2 separate regions of the Mus musculus genome follow, and region 1 is linked to region 2. The links are chromatin contacts, found by Hi-C or POLR2A ChIA-PET in ENCODE. All regions are on one chromosome and are shown on one strand. The core of a region is the stretch at or near the end of the contact, and the rest is flanking DNA. Distances in the headings are between cores, read along the strand shown. Region 1 holds the start of Acsbg3 (acyl-CoA synthetase bubblegum family member 3). Region 2 holds the start of Rfx2 (regulatory factor X, 2 (influences HLA class II expression)).

Region 1 (6,128 bases), core at 2,968-5,467, 44 kb after region 2:
ATAGAACTTTCCTCTGAGATGAAAATACTCCATCACGCAGAGAACACTCCTAAGCTTAGAAAGTAAACAATTCAGAACCTGCAGGAAGTTCTTGAAAATTGACTAGATTCACCAGCCCCTACCTCTCTCTGGGTGCTGGTTGGTTTTTGTCAAGTTGATACAAATCTAGGCTGAGAAAATGCTTCCATCAGATTGGCATGTAGTCAAGTCTGTGATGCACTTTATAGACTGAACATTGACATGGGAGGGCTCAGCCAATTGGGTGTGGTGCCATCTCTAGGCAGGTGGGTCCTGCATGGTAGAAAGCCAGCTGAACAAGCTGTGGGGAGTGAGTCAGGGAGCGGTGCCCTCCATGGCCTCTGCATGAGTTCCTGCCCTGATTCTCCTGGATGGTGGACTGTAAGCTGTAAGATTAAATAAACTGTTTCCTCCCCCCAAGTAGCTTTTGGTCATGGTGTTTATCACAGCAATAGAAACCCTGATTAAGACACTCCCCAAGTATATATAAGCTGTCAGGACTGCTGAGACACACTCTCAGAGATGCAAAGATGCCAGCAACGGACAGACGCTGTCCAGCTTGTTGACCTCCCTGCAGGCTGTGCGGTGAGCATCAGGTTCTCAGCTTTCTGAGCTGTCACTCAGGCCTTGGTGATGCAGCTGTCTGTGAGTCATTTCTGCTCCAGTACGTGACCCCCTCATGCATATGCCTGTCAGTGACCCTAGTAAAGCTCACGGCACCATGCTGGACGTTGGTGGTGTCCACGCTTTGGTCTGTTGTGTTTCCCCTACCTCAGGGGAGTGGACATGTGTGCTGCATCTCACCGGGACAAGTCTTTCTTGTCACACAGTAAGAGTGGATAGGTATTTGTTCAGGTTTTCCCAGGAAAAGTGCCACACAAGCAACAGTATGAGCGCGTATCTGTATCTGTGTATGTATGTCTGTGTGAATGAGTGTGCGTATGTGTGCATCTGTGTGTATGAGGGTATGTGTACCCCACTGAGCCACCTCTTTAGCCCCATAAAATCTTTTGAAAACAGTATTTGTGTGGTTAGCTTTGTCAAGTGACACTATTTAGAATTAATTACCTGAAAGAGTCTCAGTGAGGAGCCGTGTAGAGGGCAGAGTGCCGCTGTGCGTGCCTGAGTGTTGGGGTGTGTGCATGCTCTCTGTTCACCGATGTGACTGGCTGCCCCAAGCTCCTGCTTTGACTCCCTGCCACAGTGGATAGTGACATGGAATGGGGAGTTGGAAAATCCTTCCCCATAAGTCACTTTTGTCAAGGCATTTTACCACCACACCAGGAACTAGGTAATATGCAAAAGTGCTTCCCAGACAGCAAATGACCTGTGCTGTGCCTCTTGACCCCAAGTTGTCACCTGTGACCTAAGTGATTGGACCCCAAACTGCTGACCACGTGCTACTTCATACCCAATAACCAGGAAGAACGGGACAGCCCCGGAAGTCAGGCATGCTCAAGCAGAGATGGCTGAGTGGCCCATTGGGAGGAACCCTCTCTGGCCGTCACTAACCTGAGGTGGCGTCTGTGCCTCTCTCAAGGTCTTCCGCCTTCTTCTCTTGAGTCATTGGTGGTCCAGCCTTTGCAGATTCACAAGAAGTATTTGTCACAGTGCTGCGGGGCCCACAGATGATAAACCAATGAAGGAAACAGAGAAGTTTTGGCAAGAACAGCAGAGGGGCCAACTTCCAATCCACTGGTGATGTCTGCCTAGACCTTGGGATTGCTTAGTCATGCCTGATGACTGGAAAGGTGGTTTATGTGTCAGAGAATAGTGCATTTCTAAGTTAGAGGGTGAGGTTCTAACAGAGTTCTCTGCCCTCCCTCCTCTCCCCCTCTGCTCCTTTTATCCCTCTCCTCTCTTCCTCTTTTCAAGATTATTGGTCCAGCCAGTCAGCTCACCATTGAAGGCACTCACTGTCAATCCTGCCGAATGCTAGGATCCACATGGGAGGGGAGAACTGACCACCCCAAGCTGTCCTATGACCACCCACAGAGGCACAAAATACACAACAATAATAAAGTAATTTTTAAAAATCTGTAGCTACGCACAGGGTAGGTGCTGTCACCACAGATCTCTGGAGGGCTGTGATCACAGAGTCGAAGCTCTCAAAATGTAACATTAAAACATTTTAATATTCCACAAAGAAGGTTGGAAACAAGCTGGATGTGGTGGTGTGTACCTCTAATCCAACACTTGAGAGGAAGAGGCAGGTGGGTCACTGAGTTTAAGGTCAGCTGGAGCTACAGAGTTCCAGGTAAGCCAGGGCAACACGGTGAGACCCTATCACAAAACAAAACAAAACAAAACAAAACAAAACAAAACAAAACTTAAGGGCTTGGAAGATGGCTCCATTAGTAAGGGCATGCACAGCACAAGAACCTGCCTTTGAATCACCAGCACATGTAAAAATCCCAAGTGTGGTGGTGTGCATCCGTATCCCTAGCTCTGGAGAGACGGAGGCAGGGGGATTGCTGGAGCTCATGGACAGCCATCTGACCCACTCAGCAAGCTCCTGGTTCTGTGGGAGATAGTGCCTCAAAGGGAGCAGCCCAAGTTGGCCACAAATACACAAAATGGACTTCAGACATCCCTTGCATGCGGCAGACACGGTAGGACCCTACAGACACCCAAAACAATGCACATTGCCACAGTGCCACGGGGTCTCTGTCTGTTGTTTGACACTGAGTACGGCAGGTGCTGGTGCTGCAGGTGGGCTCGTCCACGTTCAGCTTTTATGGTGTTCAGCTACAGGTTCTAGAGCCTAAGTCCTCACCTTTAGTGCAGGAGTATAGGGAGCTTAAGGCAGTCTTGCCTTCTTAGGGAAAAACTAAACTCTGGCCTTCCCTAAATGTGGGCTCCGTTCTGTCACGGTCACGTGCCCCACGCAGAGATCCTCTCAGGAACCTTACCAACTTTCACAAGGTGGCCAGGTGTCACAGATGGAGACATCTGGTCAGCAAGGTAGTTCTCCTTCCACAGAGTTGGTCAGTGGTGGGTGGTCCCAGAAGCGTGTGTGTGTGTGTGTGTGTGTGTGTGTGTGTGTGTGTGTGTATGTGTGTGTGTGTGTTGTCCCCTTCTTGCTCTGGTCACCCCTCAGTCTAGCCAGGGTGATGGTGGTAGATGGGTTCCCACCCAACACAACTCCATAATTCAGGCTTCTGGAACCTTCTGCTCAGGACACCCCTTATGACATCACTGGCCGTCCTCCCCTGCACCCAGCCTCAGGAGAAAAGTACTCCCTGGGGAAGGGGATTGTAAGCTTCCTTCACCCATCATTCCCTCATTCATTCATTCCTTCCTTCATTCATGCATATAATCTTCAGCCACTCACCAGTGTACTTACTCATCTATTCATTCATTCATTCATTCATTCATTCATTCAGATATCTGTATGTGCTTGAACAGTTTTTCCAGCTCCAGTGTTGAGCACTGTGCATTACATTCGATAGAAATAGAAATGAAACCAGACAGGGCCATTCAAGAACCTATGGGGAGTCTCAAAACCAAAAAAAAACAAAAAAACAAAAAAACTACCATAAAGGGTCTGGCACTGTAGCCCAGTGGGTAGTGCTCAAATAGCATGTGCAAGGTCTGGGATTCCAAGCATCACATGAATGGCATGGCACATGCCTGTCAAACCAACACTGGGGATGGTGGAGGCAGGAGGACCAAGGTCATCCTTGGCTACACAGGGAGTTAAAATGTAGCCCAGGCCATATGCACATGCATTTACACTGTGAAACCGTCATCACCATCCAGTTCTAGAGCCTTCGGTCTCCCCAGTCTGAAGCTCTGCCCCAATTCAGTGCTCACTCCCCTCCTTTCCCAGGTCTGCACCACCCACTTCCTGTCTCTGTGACTTGCTCTGGGGCCTGCAAGTGCGACCCTGGGGTATGTGCCCTCGTCTGGCGTATTTCACTGGACAGGGTCATCATCGTTCCTCCACGTTGGCATGGGCATCTTTTCAGGATGTCCTCTCAGCCTGGAGTGTCCACACCCTTGCTCCCTCCTCTGTCAGTGACCATGAGCTAAGAAGCGTGGCTACTGTGTGGATATGGCTGTGTGACAGACCTGAGTCTCTTATTTCAATGGTTTCTGGTGTATGACCAGAAGGGGACCTTGGGTCATGTTGCCATCGTGGCCCTGGCTTACGGAACACAGTGATGTCACAACAACTGCCTTGAAATGTAGAAGGGAATGTTCTGGAGGATGTCCAGTCTGGGGGGCTGCGTGTCCTTCTGTGGCTACAGTGGGAGGTGGTGACAGAGCTGGACAAGAGTCACCACTGTCGTACCAGTTGATAAAGTGGCAGCCTGTGGTGGGGAGAGAGGGCTGAGGACAACAACATCTGCCCCAGCCTCTCAGGAAACGCCGGTGCCACTAGGCACAGAAGGTCCTGGAAACTCTATTCTTTTCTCCTCCTTTCCTCTCCCTTCTTTTCTACTCCCCTCTCCAGAGTCCCATGTAGCCCAGGCTACCCTTGAGTTCACACAGCACTCAACCACTGGAGAACATGAGTTCAGTCCTCTCTCCCACAAAAAAAGCTGGGTGCAGCAGCATACACCTATAACAGGAGACCCCTACTGCTCACTGGCAGTCAGCTTAGTCAATAGGCAAGCTATGGGCTCGGGAAGGGAGAGGTGTGGATGGTCACTGCCAGACAGGCCTCAATGGAAGGAACATAGCTGAGGAAGAAGAGATTTGCTGACGACCTCTGTCTAGCTTCCACAGGTCTGCATACACGCCACACACAAGGAATGTCCCCCACTAACACCCAGCTTGTTTTATTTCTTTTGCCAGCATCCACTCCTGCTCCCTTATCCTGGTCTGTGAGGTTCCTGTCTTTCTCTGGCCAATTCCACCACCATCCACCCCGCCCTTTGAGGAAGCAGACACCCCACTGTGGACACCTGGTCCTCTGCCCTCTGTAACTGTGTGCGTGAACATCTTTGTGCTGGGTCTGTGTCGTGGGAATGACTGACCCTAAGGAATCAGATAACCTTCAGACCTCCAGGAGGATCCTGAAAACCAAAACCATCTTGAAGAACAAAATTCACAGTGCAATATCGAAGAAGGCACAAGCAGATAACTTTGAGATACTGACCCCAGGTGGGAGCCCTGCCCCCCACCCCGTGCAGGGAGAGGGTGGGGGTGGCAGCAGGGTCCTCTTGTCAGCCCAGGCACACTTCTGGGATCAGTAGTAGAGCAGCACTGGTCTACTGGGGTAGGTGGTCAGTGGCCGTTGAAGTCCTGTGGAGAGGGCTTAAGTAACCGGGGGAAGGAGTAAGGGTGATACCTATGGCCATGTGACCTTTGCCAGGGCGATCATGTGACCAACCATCAAGGCCTTGTCCATTTGGGAACAGTAACCCTGACTCCATGTTCTCCTTTCTGTGGGTCAGGGAGCAGTGAACAGCACTCCTGTCCTTTGTCCCAGTCTTTTGGAGTGACCTTTGACCTCCATCCACCTGAGGTGGTGGAGGGTGGAGGGTGGGGGACTGTTGCTGTAAATCTCTCCAACCCAAATATGCCCCAGCAATGAAAACACAACACCATTAATATGAAGACATGCTGTATGCCTAGATTGGGCAGATCTACCGCTACACTACCGTCTTCCACATCTATGAGACCCCTTAGAACTCGAGGTATCTCCAGGCCATGTGCTTCTGCTCTGCTTTTCTTCTTCTTCCTCCTCCTCTGCATCCTCTCCCTCTTCCATTTTCTCCTTCTCTCTCTCCCACCTTCAATTCCACCTTCCCTTTTATCTGCCCAATCATCAGCTCTCCTTTATTTTACAAATTAAGGCGGGAAGCAAGTTTACTGGAAATCACCTGAGTGCTGACTCATTCCTTGTTCACGGCCTCTCACAGGAGAACGGAATTGACATCAAATATAATTAGCCCCAGGGCTATCCACAACAGGGGACAGTGACAATGACTCCCTGTTCTTCCTCCGATCTTCGTGGGGGAAGTGACTTCTGACCTTCTGCCCTGTTCTGGGGAGAGTGGTTCTCTGTCCTCCCGAGGACCTCATCTCTCGTCCCAACAAATGGAGTGACCTCTGACCCCGCCACAGGTTCCAGCTACTGGACATCTAAGCGAGAAGGC
Region 2 (6,443 bases), core at 1,454-3,953:
CCTATCTCAAAAAATACAATAAAATAAAGAAACAGGGCTGGGATGCCTGGGCAGTGGCAGAACACTTGCATAGCATATGCAAAGCCAAGCACCTCAATAAATAAATAGGTAAACAAACAAAGAAAGAAAACAAAACCTGTGACTCCTTCTAGTCAAGGACTTAACAAACCAAGCAGCCTTTATACATGAACTATTAATATTATATGAACACACTTGCTATATTAACATACATTCATATATGGATAATCTACATGAATATTTTCATTATCAATGGGAAGGCTGAGGGGGCTCAGCAGGAGAAAGGAGCTTGCTGCTAAGCCTGGTAACCTGTGTTTGATCTTCAGGGCCATCTCCTGCTTGTCGTCCTCTGATCTCTAATGTACACACCATAGCCCATGCAGATGTTGCAGATGTTCACACACACACACACACACACACACACACACACACACACATAATAAAGATTTTTAAAATGCCACTACTAATACAGTCTAAAGTGCCAGGGATACTTCATGCAGCAAGAGAATGACAGGCTGTATTTTAGAGGGCCAGTGTGTTGACAAGTCCTTCACAGCCCTGTAGTGGCCCTGGGGCTCAGGTATCCACAGTGACCCACCAGACAGGCGGTAGGCCTGATGCTAACAGCCTTAGATTCCTCTCTCTGAGGCCTGAGCCCTCCTTCTCCAGTGGGAGTGGATGAGTGGCCACACCTGGGTGGATTTTCTAGTCCATTCAGTCCCTGAACCCAAGCTCCACTGAGGACCGGCAGGGACTCAGCCAGAGCTCAGTCCCATCAAACAGGCACCTTCACAGGCTGAGGCTGACGTTAAAAACTCAAACAGGAAAACATTTTAAGAGAAGTTTTACGTCATTATTATTTTATTAATATCATCACTGTTCTAGAATTGTCTTCGCTTCACTTTAAGTTTAAAGCTCATTCCACTGGCAGGGAGATGCGCAGGTAAGGGCTCTTGCCACCAAGTGTACTGAGCTCCCAAGATCAAGTGCTGAAGGGAGTCTCCTGTAATCTGTCCTCTAACCTCCGGGGGTGTGTGCACGTGCAGTATAGTCACACACAATAAATACACGTAAAAATTTAAATCGGAAAGCAAATCACTTTTGACAATAAGAAAAGAGTCATCTGACTCCCGAGGACCTGACGGCCACTTCTGAGGAGGGACCCACTGTCCTCTGCGCCGTGGCCCCAACTGAACTCTGTTCCCTTCAAGGAAAAAGGGAGCAAAAAGTAGAAGCAAGCCAGGGCTGGAGGAGTGGGGGTCATCAGGGTCAAGAGAGGCGAGTGGTGGTTATGATTACAACACATTATACACACAGGAGAAGGCCACACTTATGTACATGCTAATAAAGTTACATTTATTAACACTCAATCGTTGTAGGATTTTTCCTGGGGGACCTGAGTACCGGAGTGTTCCGGAGACGTACTAAAGTAGGGGTGAAGTCTCAGGAGAGACAGCGGTCCCAGCTGTTTCTTGGTGCGTTCCCCGCCCCAACTCCCCTCCCCGCCACCCTAGGGGGCTCTGTCCGGAACCGAGCTCTCTAGGGTCCAAGGAAACAACCGCAGCCCTAGCGAATCCCAACTGCGAACTCGGATATGACCCATGGAAAGGGGCGAGGAAGACAATCCGGTGTTTTGGGATGTGCTGCCTGTGCACAGGAGGGCTGCGCACGCACTCTCCCGGCCTCCTGGATCTTCCTACAAACGGTTCACACAATATTTTCCTTCGGGAAAGTTTTCTAGATTGGGGATCTCGGCAAAGAGGACGCTATGGGTGCGCTTGAGCTTCCCGGAGCGGCATGGTAAAGGACCCCCAAACGCAGCGGTGTCGGGTTCCAGGGGAGAGTGGTCCGAGGATTTGGGGCGCCGGGGGTATTTGGGATGGGCAAGAAAACGCGAAGGGAGGAGTTCCTTCCAGAACAGAACAAACGCAGTGACTATTTTGGTCAAAGCACAAGAAAACGGTGCCGGAGCCCCCAAATCCTAAGTCAAGAAGGAAACCCGAGGGTCAGAACTATGAGGCAAGCAGAAGAGTACCCTCGGAGTTAAGTACATGGATAAAAGCCAGAACCCCGATTTCATAAGTATAAAAGGGAGACGGTGCCTCTGGGTTTTCAGACTTGGACGAGAATGGCTGGCTCTGTGGGAGCCCCCAACTCAGGTTTTAGGGGGATGACAGCAAGGAGCGGGTTTGGGGCAACTCCAATTCAGGCTTTGGGAGTAGTCAAAGAGAGGACTGACTAGTTTGAGGGCGCCTCCGAGTTTCAGGTGTTGTGGAGTAAGAGACAAGGAGGGGTCTTCTGGAGTCCCCGCTCCTCAAAGTCAGATTTAGTGCGTCAAAGGCGAGAAGAGATCGCTTCACTTTACAAACTTTTGAGAGTGTGAGAGGGGTTCCACCCAGCCCAGGGCTCCCCCAAATCAGAGGCGCCTATCAGGATTGGATGAGGTTGGCGTCTGCAAAGTTGGGGCGCCGGGTCCGGCCGCGCCCGCCCCCGCGACCCCCCTCCAGCGGGGTCCCCCCCCCCTCCGCCACCGCCCCCTGCCCCGGCCCGCACCGCTCACCTGGAGTTCGGCAGGGAGTTCCGGTAGCGGCTCCCGCGGCGTCGGCCGCTGCGTGTCGCTCCGCGTTGGTAAGTAACAGTCTCCACGGCTACAGTCTCTATGGCGGCGGCGGTGGCGGCGCCGGCCGCTCCTCCTCCGGCTCCCGCCGCCCTCCCGCCCGCCCGCAGCGCCCGCCCGCAGCAGGCGCCCGCCCGCCTCAGCCTCGCGCTGCCCTCACGGGGCGGGGCGTTGCGCCCGGCAACGGTTACCAAGCTGCACGCCCCGCCCCCTCCAACGGCCCGCCCATGCCCGCCTCCAACGGCCTCGGGGAGGGCGGGCGATCTCCCCATTGGCTTTCATAGTGCCCGTCAGAGGTGAAGGGGCAGGTCCTTGGGTAGAATACCAGCCAATCGCTGAGAAGGAGGGCGGGGCCTGGCGGGAGGCGCGCGGCTCCCGGGAAGGGTTGGCTCTAAGGAGGTGCGCGAGGGCCCACTGGTGGCAGTGCGTGTTTTGCGGAGTTACGGTGATTCCGCTAGACCGGAGGCGCTCACCGTCTAAGGGGAGCAGCAGACTCTGGCCTTGCGCCTGCTCTTTCATGGTCCACAAACTGAAAACTTTTTTTTTAAAGATTGTTGTCTATGCGTGTGCATGCAATGCGCATGAAGACCCGAAGAGAGCGTTGGATCGCCCTGGAACCAGAGTGACCGTCTGCTATGAGCCGCCTAATTGAGCAGGGACCGATCCCGGGTCCTCTGCAAGAGCAGAAGCCTCCTCTCCAGCGCTTCTCCTTTTTTTTTTTTTTTTTTTTTTTTTTTTGAGCCGGTGTCTTGTATACACTCACTACACCGCTTAAGCTGGCCTCCAACACCTGATTTTCCTGGCTCCATCTCCTAGTGCTGGGATGATGGGTGTGTGTTCACCAGTCCTGGCTAAGCTGACAACTCCTCACCCACCCCATCTCGCTTCTCTGTCCTCTCTGGTTCATATATATATACAGGTCTCAATGTGGACTCTTCATAAAGCTTATATTTTGGTGGGATGACACAAACAGAATGAAAAGTTAACGCAAAAGGAAAGGTTTAAACCCAGAGACCCAAGTGCGGAGGAGCTGTCAGACCATAGCTCCATTCATTCATTCATTCATTCATTCATTGAACGTCCAATTGCACCAGTGAACATGGGTAATTTGGGCTTATGTGCCCAAAGCGGTGAGTCAGGGTCTTGCTAAGTAGTCCAAGCTAGACTAGATTCCCACTATGTAGTCCAAGTTAATGTTCTTTTTGTCTTAGGTCCTTGACTACTAGGGTGAGAGGCAGGTGCCACCAAGCATTTGTGCACAGTCTAACTCATGAAATCCTGAACTTAGGCCGCGAGAAAGGCAGTAGACGCTGCCTCTAGGACTGGAGTTTCCAAAATAAATATATTGGAGCAACTGGAAGCCTGGTGCCACAACACCACTTTGTTGGCTGCCTACACTACAAAGCTAGTGTCCGGTCCCCATCCCCCACCCCCACCCCCACCCCCGTGCTGAGAGACCCAGTCCCATAGACTCAACTGTAACTATCATGGAGGCAAATGGCTATGCATGAATGAGCCTGAATCTGTTTGGACCAAACTGTGGCCCTTCAGAACTCATTGGTTTTAGAGACTGAGAAGTGTGTCCCCAGAGCTCATGGGTTGGAAACCTGGTCTTTAGCAAGGAGACTGTGGAAAGAAGTGCAGGAGGGTTTCTAGACCTGGGACACTTGTGGATGGGAAGGAAAGAGAACCTCTCATCTCAGCCACACACCTCAGAGTTCTAAGCCTCTCACTCGCTGACGATACAGCTGGCTCACTCCTTACATAGAGTTTTAGTATTTTTACATTTATTTCTTTAGGATGTGATATGTACATGATATGATACACATGTGATCAGATGACAACTTGTGAACACTTTCTGCCTTTCCCCTGTGTCCTCCAAGGATCATTCGGCTTGGCAGAAAGCCCTGTTCCCCTCTTCCAAACATATGTTTTTTATGTTAGAGTAACAATGGCAGGCAGGAGTCAGGGTTTTTTATTTTTTTGTTTTTTGTTTTCCCCCAGTTTTTTTTCCATGTCAACTATCCAGGATTCACCTGTGAGTTTACTTGGGTTTCTCAGAAACCCCTTTGGAAGACAAGAGCTGTGAATCTGCCAGGTCCTGCATGGCCTTGGTGGGGACAAAATGACATGGTTCCTGCCCCTGGGACAGGGCCATTGGGCATGGGCCTACTAGAATGTCAATGGCCGCTTTGGGTGTAGGGCTCCTTTGGATAACAGTGTACACATTTTATGCCCTTCCTTCAAGGAGTGTCCTGCCTGTTACTGTTAATGACTCCATGGTAGTTAGAATACAAGTCCAGGAGGTAAAGATGAGGCTAATGTATCATAAATGGTGAGCCTTGGAACCTTCAAGACAACCCTTAAGGCTGTGGAAAAGAACCCTAAAAACATGAGTTCAAAAATATATAATTTCTCAAAAAGAAAAAAAATATAGATATCAAAAAATATAAGGATGCAATATGAAACATGAAGGGCTTCAAGAATCTAAAGGAACAAGGACAGCGGTGCTGTGAGCCAACTTGTCAGAAAGATACTAAACTAGGAGACAAGGAGATTTAGGGAGTGGTGATCAAAGGAGATTCCACCCAGCTACATCTTTTTGTTTATGCTTACAAAGGCAGACAAACACCTGAGTTCAGGGTCAGCCTAGAATAGAGCAAGGTTAGGCCCAGGTGTAATACAAATGGTAATTTCAGGATGGGTCCCACCCAGCTGGTTTATTCTCTGTGCTTAACAGAGGCAGGCAGATCTGCAAGAGATGAACTATTCAGAGAAAAACTTTATAATAGCAAGAGAGAACTGTCTTGTGCAGAACTTGAGAGAGAGCTGTCTGGAGATTTCCAGAGAAAGCAGACCAGAAAGGAAAAAGAAAGCAGAAAGAGAGGAAGCAGGCTGGAAAGCTGTCTGGAGTAGAGCATAGGCTGCCAACTTGGACCCACAATTTGACTTCAAGTAGTTTGTTTTTGCCACTTCTAATCACCCCTTCCTCAGAACCCCTCTCTCCAAGCTGAGGCTGGTCCTTGGCAGAACCCACTCACATTCTATGACTATTGTGAAGACTCAGAGCAGCTCCGCTCCACAGAAATTGGCACCCAAATGTGGCGGGGGGTGCAGGGGGAATTCTTTCTGTCTCTTAATCATCATGCTTAAAGTCTTTCGTTGGAAGTTAAGACAAGATTTCACTGTGTAGCTGCCCTGGAACGTGCTCTGTACACCAGGCTGGCCTCGAACTCAGAGATCCACTTGAGTCTGCCTCCCAAGTGCTGGGATTAAAGGGATGTGACACCAATACCCAGCTTTATATTAAAAATAGTCTTATTCTAGCCGGGCGTGGTGGCACACGCCTTTAATTCCAGCACTCGGGAGGCAGAGGCAGGCAGATTTCTGAGTTCGAGGCCAGCCTGGTCTACAAAGTGAGTTCCAGGACAGCCAGAGCTATACAGATAAACCCTGTCTCAAGAAACCAAAAACCAAAAACCAAAAACCAAAAACCAAAAAAAAAAAAAAAAAAAAAAAAAAAAAAAAAGTCTTATTCTAAATTGCTGGCTGGAGAGATGGCTTGGCAGTTAAGAACACTGACTCCTCTTCCAGAGGGCATAGGTTTGATTCCCAGCACCCACATGGCAGCTCACAACTATATGTAACTATAGTGCCAGGCGATCTGATATCCTGCTCTGCTTTCTCTGGACACCAGGCAAGCATTTGGTGCACAGACATGCATGAAAAAACACACATGCCTAGGAAATAAAAACAAGACTTTTTCAAAAGTTAATTGTTTTTAAAGATTTATGTTTCTGTGCATTGG

What was found. Hi-C counts contacts between places; a loop is a spot of excess contacts on that map. ChIA-PET counts read pairs that join two places held with the same protein, here RNA polymerase II (POLR2A).
Region 1: POLR2A ChIA-PET joins it to region 2 with 43 read pairs in embryonic stem cell. The contact joins the promoter of Acsbg3 here to the promoter of Rfx2 in region 2. A Hi-C loop is called at or near these places in 1 of 37 maps with a recorded cell type or tissue (CH12F3). POLR2A ChIA-PET finds 5 or more read pairs at or near these places in 4 of 5 experiments (Patski and embryonic stem cell).

The regions. Positions count from the first base shown.
Region 1 is chr17:56,871,267-56,877,394 of GRCm38, forward strand. It overlaps Acsbg3 (acyl-CoA synthetase bubblegum family member 3), which reads left to right and starts at 4,218. Exons shown (of 14, transcript NM_030141.2): 1 at 4,218-4,414; 2 at 4,822-5,130; 3 at 6,097-6,128. The coding sequence starts at 4,995. Acsbg2 (acyl-CoA synthetase bubblegum family member 2) reads right to left here and starts at 3,181. Exons shown (of 15, transcript NM_001039114.1): 1 at 2,931-3,181; 2 at 1,531-1,631. The coding sequence starts at 1,585.
Region 2 is chr17:56,828,305-56,834,747 of GRCm38, forward strand. Rfx2 (regulatory factor X, 2 (influences HLA class II expression)) reads right to left here and starts at 2,704. Exons shown (of 17, transcript NM_009056.2): 1 at 2,579-2,704.